Regions from separate parts of the Homo sapiens genome. Here region 1 is linked to region 2. A link is a contact called in ENCODE Hi-C or POLR2A ChIA-PET data. All regions are on one chromosome and are shown on one strand. Each heading gives the region's core, a stretch centred on a gene start or an enhancer-like site at or near the end of the contact. The rest is flanking DNA. Distances are from core to core; before and after follow the strand shown. Region 1 has its middle 28 kb from the start of RAB7A. Region 2 holds the start of RPN1 (ribophorin I).

Region 1 (4,547 bases), core at 994-3,493, 48 kb before region 2:
TGCACTCCAGCCTGGGCAACAGAGTGAGACTCCGTCTCAAAACAACAACAACAACAACGACAAAACCACCACCACCACCACCAACAAAAAACACAACAACAAAGCATGTTGGAGGCCAGGCTTGGTGGCTCACGCCTGTAATTCTAGCACTTTGGGAAGCTGAGGTAGGTGGATCAGCTGAGGTCAGGAGTTCAAGATCACTCTGGCCAACACGGTGAAACCCCATCTCTACTATAAATACAAAAATCAGCAGGGCCTGGTGGCATGTGCCTGTAGTCCCAGCTACTTGAGAGGTTGAGGCAGGAGAATTGCTTGAACCTGGGAGGCAGAGGTTGCAGTGAGCCGAGATCACACCACTGCACTCCAGCCTGGGCGACAGAGTGAGACTCGGTCTCAAAAAAACAAACAAACAAAAAACACGTTGGTCTCAAAATATGTGTGTACAATTGTGAATTGTAAAATAATAATTTGGCTGGGCGTGGTGGCTCACGCTTGTAATCCCAGCACTTTGGGAGGCCAAGATGGGTGGATCACCTGAGGTCAGGAGTTCAAGACCAGCCTGACCAACATGGTAAAACCCTATCTCTACTACAAATACAAAAATTAGCTGGGCGTGGTGGCGAGCACCTGTAGTCCCAGCTACTTGGGAGGCTGAGACAGGAGAATCACTTGAATCCAGGAGTGGGAGGTTGCAATGAGCTGAGACCGTGTCACCGCACTCCAGCCTGTGTGACAGAGCGAGACTCTGTCTCAAAAAACCAGTAAAATAAAATAAAATAATAACTTTACAGTGGAAAAATCTGGTAGACCCCACCTTAACCAAATGATCACATTTAACATTCGTAATATTGTGCTAAACTACAATCATGAAGCCTGCACGAGTGTCACGTGTTTGTAGTCCCAGCTCCTTGGGAGGCGGAGCCAGGAAGTGTGCTTGAGCCCAGGGGTTCGAGGCAGTAGTGTACGATAGCCACTGCACCCCAGCCTGGGTAGTACAGTGAGACCCTGTCTGGGATACTGAATGTTCTCAACACCAAGCTGTAATCCCAGCTACTCGGAAGGCTGAGGCAGCAGAATCATTTGAACCCGGGAGGCAGAGGTTGCAGTGAGCCATTGCACTCCAGCCTGGGCAACAAGAGCGAAACTCTGTCTCAAAATAATTAATAATAATAATAATAATAAATAAAATATAAATTAAAAATCAAGATTAGAAAAGACAAAGGCTGATAAACTCTTCTGGATTAAGAGACTAAAGAGGTGTGACAACAAAATGCAATGCACCTTAATGGATCTTGGATGGACTAGGCAGGGAAAAGCCACAAAGGATATTGTTGGGACAATTGAACAAACTGAACATGGACTGTGAATTATGTAACGGTATTGTATCTTTTTATTTTATTTTATTTTATTTTTTTGAGACAGAGTCTCACTCTGTCGCCCAGGCTGGAGTGCAGTGGCGTGATCTCGGCTCACTGCAACCTCCGCCTCCCGGGTTCAAGCGATTCTCCTGCCTCAGCCTCCGGAGCAGCTGGGATTACAGACGCGCGCCACCACGCCCGGCTAATTTTTGTATTTTTAGTAGAGACGGGGTTTCTAACAGAATGGCTTTGTTCTTAGGAAATAAACCTTGAAGGTAGGGGTTAAGCAAAAAGATGTCTTTAACCTATCCTCAAGTGGTTCCGGGAGAAAGGGGAAGGTAAAGAAAAAACCTGAGGCGTGTGAGCTGCCCGGGGCTGGAGAGGGGAGGGCGCCGGGAGAAGCTTCTGCAGGCACCCTTAGGCGGCTGGAGCAGCCTCCACCCCGCAGCCTGCGGCCAGCCCTCCCCAAGCGACGCTGGGTCCCCAGCGGGACGGGAATGGCAGCTCAGGCTCCGGGCTGCTGTTGTCGGGGGAAAAACGGCTCGGCGCTGTGGCCGCTCCCAGGGGCCAGGCTGGGCCCTGGTGAGGCAGGCGGGTGGTTGTGGAGGGCAGAGGCTGGGAGCCCGACCCCTGAGGAAAAAGAGACAGCTGGCCTGGGTTGGGGGCGGGGGGTGGTGGGTGGGGTGCCGCGCTGAGGTCCTGGGGGAGGAGGGGGCCAGAACCCCGGGTCAGAAGGAGGCGGCCGGAGATCAGGACCGTGGGTTCTGCGGAAGGAGGAAAGCCGCCAGCCTAGGGTTCCCCTCCGCATTTCTCCCCGCCAAACATCCCGCTCCGCAGGGGGAGGGTCCCAGGCAGGTGGCAGTGGCTGAGCGGGTGAGGAGCCCAGCGGGGCCCGCGTGAGGCACGCAGTTCTAGGTGCCCCGGGAGGCCTGTGGGAGACCCAGGCGGGAAGGCTGCGGTAGCGGGCGGCTGAGCCGTCCCGAATGGAAGTCGCTCACGCAGGAGTGCAGGGGCCAGGGTGGTGGCGTCTGCGTACAGCCTTCTGGGCCCTGGGAAGCCTGTTTGTCACCGAGGCGGGAGCGGGGAAGGGCGTTCTTCCAGCAATTTTTAAAAATGTGATTCGCGGCCGGGCGTGGTGGCTCACGCCTGTAATCCCAGAACTTTGGGAGGCCGAGGCAGGCGGATCACGAGGTCGAGAGTTCGAGACCAACCTGGCCAATATGGCGAAACTCCGTCTCTACTAAAAATATAAAATTAGCTGGGCGTGGTGGCACGAGCCTGTAGTCCCAGCTACCCGGGAGGCTGAGGCAGAAGAATCGTTTGAACCCGGGAGGCGGAGGTTGCAGTGAGCCGAGATCGCGCACTCCAGCCTGGGCGACGAAGCAAGACTCTGTCTCAAAAAAAAAAAAAAAAAAAAAAAAAAAAAGGCCGGGCGCGGTGGTTTACGCCTGTAATCCCAGTACTTTGGAAGGCCGAGGCGGGCAGATCACGGGGTAAGGAGATCGAGACCATCCTGGCCAACATGGTGAAACCCCGTCTCTACTAAAAATACAAAAATTAGCCAGGCATGGTGGCGCGCCGCCTGTAGTCCCAGCTACTCCGGAGGCTGAGGCAGGAGAATTTCTTGAACCCGTGAGACGGAGGTTGCAGTGAGCCGAGATTGGGCCATTGGACTCCAGCCTGGCGACAGAGCGAGACTCTGTCTCAAAAAGAAGAAGAAGAAAAAAAGCGATTTGCTTCAGAATAAATGAGGACAATGAGGACACAGGAAGTCCTGTGTTCTCACAGGCAGTGAAGAAACAAGATTGGCCACTAGTTTATGTTATAGAAGCTGGTGATGTGTTCTTGGAGATTCAGTATTCTATTGTGGTTACTTTTCGTATTTTTTAAATTTTTTATTTTATTTTTTAATTTTATGTAGAGATGGAGTCTCACTTTGTTGCCCAGACTGGTATCTTTAAATTTTTTTTTTTTTTTTTAGACAGAGTCTCGCTCTGTTGCCCAGGCTGGAGTGCAATGGCACGATCTCCACTCACTGCAACCTCCGCCTCCTGGGTTCAAGCGATTCTCCTGCCTCAGACTCCCAAGCAGTTGGGACTCCAGGAGCGTGCCACCACGCCACGCCCGGCTAATTTTTTGTATTTTTAGCAGAGACGGGGTTCCACCACATTAGTCAGGATGGTCTCGATCCCCTGATCTTGTGATCCGCCCGCCTTGGCCTCCCAAAGTGCTGGGATTACAGGCGTGAGCCACCACACCTGGCTAAAATTTTAATTTTTAAAAACGTTTTTTAAAGTTTCTTTTTTATTTTTTGAGACAGGATATCGCTCTTTACCCCAGGCTGGAGTGCAGTGGCCTGATCAGGGTTCACTGCAGCTTCACCCTCCTGGGCTCAAGGGATCCCTCCACCTCAGACCCCATGTAGCTGGGACCACAGGCATGTTCGACCATGCCCAACTAATTTTTTTTTATTTTGTAGAGATGGGGACTCCCTGTGTTGCCTAAGCTAGTCTCGAACTGGGCTCAAGCAATCCTCCTGCCTCGGCCTCCCAAAGTGCTGGAATTACAGGTGTGAGCCACTGCACCTGGCCTGTTTTGTGGGTTTTTTTTTTTTTTTTGAGATGGAATCTTGCTCTGTCACCCAGGCTGGAGTGCAATGGCATGATCCTGACTCACTGCAACCTTTGCCTCCCAGATTCAAGCAATTCTCCTGCCTCAGCCTCCCGAGTAGCTAGGATTAGAGGCACCCACCATCATGCCTGGCTAATGTTTTTATTTTTGTAGAGACAGGGTTTCACCATGTTGGACAGACTGGTCTTGAACTCCTGACCTCAAGTGATCCACCTGCCTTGGCCTCCCAAAGTGCTGGGATTACAGGCGTGAGCCACCGCACCTGGCCTGTTTTGTGATTTTTTGGTAACAGTCATCCCAATTGGTGTGAAGTGATACCTCATTGTGGAATTTTGGTTTGCATTTCCCTAATGATTAGTGATGTTGAATATCTTCTTATGAGCTTTTGGCTATTTGTATTTCTTTTTTGAAGAAATATCTATTCAAGTACTTTGCCTGTTCTTTAAAAAAGATCTAAAAATTGTAGTAAAATACACATAACAAAATTTATAATTTTAACTTTTGTGTGTTTGTGTGTGGTTTTCTTTTCTTTTTTTTCTTTTGTTTTTTTGAGATGGA
Region 2 (4,476 bases), core at 1,195-3,694:
CGAGAGCGAGGGAGGGCGCACGCTGTCACCTCTCAACAGGATGAGATAGAAGGTCGGCACAAAATACTGGTCATAAAGACCTTACTGATAAAACAGGTTGCGGTAAAGGAGCCGGCCAAAACCCACCAAAACCAAAATGGCAATGAGTCCTCACTACTACACTCCCACCAGCGCCATGACAGTTTGCAAATGCCATGGCAACATCAGGAAGTTATCCTATATGGTCTAAAAAGGGGAGGCATGAATAATCCACCCCTTGTATAGCATATCATCAAGAAATAACCATAAAGATGGGCAACCAGCAGTCCTCGGGCTGCTCTGTCAATGGAGTAGCCATTCTTTTATTCTTTTACTTTCTTAATAAACTTGCTGGCTGGGGGCGGTGGCTCATGCCTGTAATCCCAGCACTTTGGGAGGCTGAGGCAGGTGGGTCACGAGGTCAGGAGTGCAAGACCAGCCTGGCCAAGATGTTGAAACCCCGTCTCTACTAAAAATACAAAAATTAGCCGGGCGTGGTGGCGGGCGCCTGTAATCGCAGCTACTTGGGAGGCTAAGGCAGAGAATTGCTTGAACCCGGGAGGCACAGGTTGCTGTGAGCCAAGACTGCGCCACTGCAATCCAGCCTGGGCAACAGAGCGAGACTCCATCTCAAATAAATAAATAAATAAAATAAAAAATAATAAACTTGCTTTCACTTTGCACTGCGGACTCATCCTGAATTCTTTCTTGCGTGAGATCCAGGAACCCTCTCTTGGGGTCAGGATCCAGACCCCTTTCCTGTAACACAGGCACTTGTCACCAGGCCCGGCTGATTTTTGATTTTTTGTAGAGATGGGGTTTTACCCTGTTGCCCGGTCTAGTTTTGAACTCCTTGGCTCAAGGGATCCTCCCTACTTGGCCTCCCAAAGTGCTGGGATTGGTGGCATGAGCCACTGTGCCTGGCCTTGTCTGATATTTATGACTAGATTGAGGTAATGGATTTTCAATAATTTTGTGGCAATACCACAGAAGTGATGTGCCTTTCTCAATGGATCCTATTAGTAGATACCTAATGTTACTATATTTTATATGTGGTGATGTTAACTTTGATCACTTGTTTAAAGTGGTGCCTGCCAGGATTCTCCACTGTAAACTATTTTTTCCTTTGTAATTACTAAACATTTTATTTTTATTTTTTAATTTCCTTTTGAGAGGGAGTCTCGCCCAGTCGCCCAGGCTGGAGTGCAGTGGCACGATCTTGGCTCACTGCATCTCCTGCCTCCCGGGTTCAAATGATTCTGGTACCTCAGCCTCTGGAGTAGCTGGGATTACAGGCACGCACCACCACACCCGGCTAATTTTATTTTATTTATTTATTTATTTATTTTGAGAAGGAGTCTCACCCTGTCGCCTAGGCTGGAGTGCAATGGCGCGATCTTAGCTCACTGCAACCTCCGCCTCCCAGGTTCAAGCGATTCTCCTGCCTCAGCCACCCCAAGTAGCTGGAATTACAGGCGCCTGCCACCACGCCCGGCTAATTTTTTGTATCTTTAGTATAGACGGGGTTTCACCATGTTGGCCAGGCTGGTCTCGAACTCCTGACCTCAGGTGATCCACCCGCCTCGGCCTCCTAAAGCGCTGGAATTACAGGCGTGAGTCACCGTGCCCGGCCTAATTACTAAACATTTTAGTAGAGATGTTTTGAAACTTTGCATATATCCTGTTTCGGCTTCAAGTTCTGCCTACTAATTTTAGCATTCATCCGTGGATGTTGGGGAAGGCCAACTTTTACTTTCTCAATCTGAGCAAAATTTCACTGTTTTAAGGAGCAAAACGAGCAGAATTATTGGACAGGAAGAATGGTAGGAGAGAGTAGAGACCTAGGCAAGGGCCGCTCCTGTAAAAATTAGGTAAGTGAAAACTAGTAATAATAAGTACACTCGCGGCTGGGCGCAGTGGCTCACGCTTGTAATCCAGCACTTCGGGAGGCCGAGGTGGGCGGATCACGAGGTCAGGAGATGGAGGCCACAGTGAAACCCCATCTCTACTAAAAATATAAAAAAAAATTAGCCGGGCGTGGTGGCGGGCGCCTGTAGTCCCAGCCACCCGGGAGGCTGAGGCAGGAGAATGGTGTGAACCCGGGAGGCGGAGCTTGCAGTGAGCTGAGATCGTGCCACTGCACTCCAGCCTGGGCGACAGAGCGAGACTCCGTCTCAAAAAAAAAAAAAAAAAAAAAAAAAAAAAAAAAAAAAAGTAAGTACACTCGCACTACGAACAGAAGGATATCCCGAGCAGCTCTGAGAGGGCTTTAGCAATCAGGCGCCGGGTCGGCTTCCCGGTTGCCCCGGAGACAGGGTCCTTCCTTGTTCGGCGCCGCCATCTTGTGTCACCAGCCCTTGCCCAATGAACGGCTGCTCAGTGGCGGGAGGGCGGGCTACCGCGCCCGGGCCCTACCCGCCCTGGCGCACTGCTCTTCCCGGTCATGGAGGCGCCAGCCGCCGGCTTGTTTCTGCTCCTGTTGCTTGGGACTTGGGCCCCGGCGCCGGGCAGCGCCTCCTCCGAGGCACCGCCGCTGATCAATGAGGACGTGAAGCGCACAGTGGACCTAAGCAGCCACCTGGCTAAGGTGACGGCCGAGGTGGTCCTGGCGCACCTGGGCGGCGGCTCCACGTCCCGAGCTACCTCTTTCCTGCTGGCTTTGGAGCCTGAGCTCGAGGCCCGGCTGGCGCACCTGGGCGTGCAGGTGAGTGTGGGCGACCCCTCGCCGCCGCTCCCGGGACCCTTCCCGCCTCCCTTCCTGGCGGTCCCCCGACTCCGCCCGCGCCCCTCTAGGCCTCAGGAAATGCGGAGACCCGGGCGGCGGGCGGGGCACAGGGGGTCCGTGGGATTGCCTCGGGGCCCGCGAGGAGTCCTGGGTGGCCAGGGGCCCCGGCGCCTCCGCTGCCCCCGGTGCGCGCCCGCCCTCCTGCCTGGGCCACGTCAGCACCGGCCTGCCCCCGCGCGGGTCGCTGCTCACGTGGGCAGCTGCTGGGATCCGCGGCCGACCAGCCTCGGAGCTTGCCCCTGTTTGGGCCGTTCTCGGCACCGCTCGGGAGACCTCGGGCCGGTAGAACGCACCTCCCTTCCGTAAGGCGAGCGCGGCAGCCCCTCGGCCCGGTGCCAGCGGGCGCCAGACTTCATTTCTCACGGCCCGACGAGGTGGCTCAAGTAGAGGACAAATAAATGAATTAAAGTGAATTTCATTCTCTTAATTCAGTATCTGGTCCGTTGTAGGTGCTTCTTTCTAGACATAGAGAACCATCAGAAATGTAACAGGTTTCGCATTTTTAAGTTGGTAATCACTTGAAATCCCTATGAATGTGATGCATTTTAAGGTTCCTAGTGAACGCTTTCTAAATGTTAAAACTCTTTTTAAAGTTAGTTTTAAAACTCCTGCACGTAATATAAGTTCTCTTATGCTGTACAGAAAAGGAAAGTCCAATTTTCTCCCTTCCCCCTGCTGCTTCTCATTCTTACACCTCGGCAATAAATGGCTGTGTTTGGCTTAAATGTTTCCAGGTATTTCAGTGATCACCAAAGAAAATGTTGGGTTTGGGAGTAAAGGGAATGTACATACACAGAGGTTTGGTTTTTATTACTATTGTTGTTAAACAATTTCATTAAATGATTACCTAATTATTTGTTGAGAGAATAGTCATTATAGTGTCACATTTCTTCTAAGCACACTTCGTTCTCTGACTGAATATGGAGCTATAAAGATGGGTTTATAGAGATTACGTTTCTGAAATGACTCCTATTTTCTTTCATGCGTTGTCCATGATGAAATAAAGTTTTACTCAAAGGCTTGTGGAAAGATAGATCAAAACTTCATGTAAATTTGCCTTGCCATCTTTGAATGTCTTGAATGTTAAATCCCGTTCTTTATAGAAGCCAGTTGTGATTTAATGAGCTTGTTACAGTATAAGTGGACCACAGCAGGAGCTCGGCTATCCTGCCATCATGCCTGCGAGCTAGGTTAATGTACTTATTTTATCTTGTTTTTATTTTTTCTCCCAACTTTATTGAGGTATAATTGGTATACAAAAAACTGCCTATTATTAGTATATTCAAAATACGTATACACTGGTGTAACCATTACCACAATCCGGGTAATAAACATATCTGTCACCTCCAGAAGTTTCCTTTTGTCCTTTAGTTTGTTTGTTTCTGTGGTAAGATACTTTCTTACTGGGACTCTACTGTGTGTCAGATATTATGGTGGGTATTTTAAATATATTCTCATTTAGCCCTCATAGCAACCATTTAAGGTATAAATCCTCATATAGCAGGCAAGGAGGCTGTAGTCTGTCAGGTTAAGTTATTTAGCCCCTTACATGCGGTCTTACAGTGCAGAGTAAGTCAGGGCTCCAGCTTATTCCGTAAGTTGTGTGTTCTCACACTGTATAATGTTGCCTCTTCTGGCTTTTATGGCTGTGAGATAGGATTGTATTGGGTATA

What was found. Hi-C counts contacts between places; a loop is a spot of excess contacts on that map. ChIA-PET counts read pairs that join two places held with the same protein, here RNA polymerase II (POLR2A). Pooled maps may share reads with other maps.
Region 1: a loop to region 2 is called in a pooled map, with 2.3 times the contacts of the local background. The contact joins the enhancer-like site here to the promoter of RPN1 in region 2. A Hi-C loop is called at or near these places in 35 of 168 maps with a recorded cell type or tissue (A673, B cell, CD14-positive monocyte and 28 more), 31 of 37 single-sample maps with no recorded cell type and 41 of 50 pooled maps. POLR2A ChIA-PET finds 5 or more read pairs at or near these places in 40 of 52 experiments (A549, AG04449, AG04450 and 30 more).

The regions. Positions count from the first base shown.
Region 1 is chr3:128,696,132-128,700,678 of GRCh38, reverse strand. No RefSeq gene overlaps it. Among named protein-coding and RNA genes, the nearest start is that of RAB7A, 28 kb to the left of the region's middle. Within about 2 kb of position 2,243, at least 21 of the 41 ENCODE cell types and tissues checked have a DNase peak (open chromatin) inside an H3K27ac peak, as active enhancers do; they include ascending aorta, dorsolateral prefrontal cortex, gastrocnemius medialis and 6 more, where a contact is called at or near this core.
Region 2 is chr3:128,648,786-128,653,261 of GRCh38, reverse strand. RPN1 (ribophorin I) reads left to right here and starts at 2,444. Exons shown (of 10, transcript NM_002950.4): 1 at 2,444-2,722. The coding sequence starts at 2,462. RefSeq lists enhancers at 1,971-2,050, 2,211-2,480, 3,151-3,220 and a silencer at 2,731-3,000.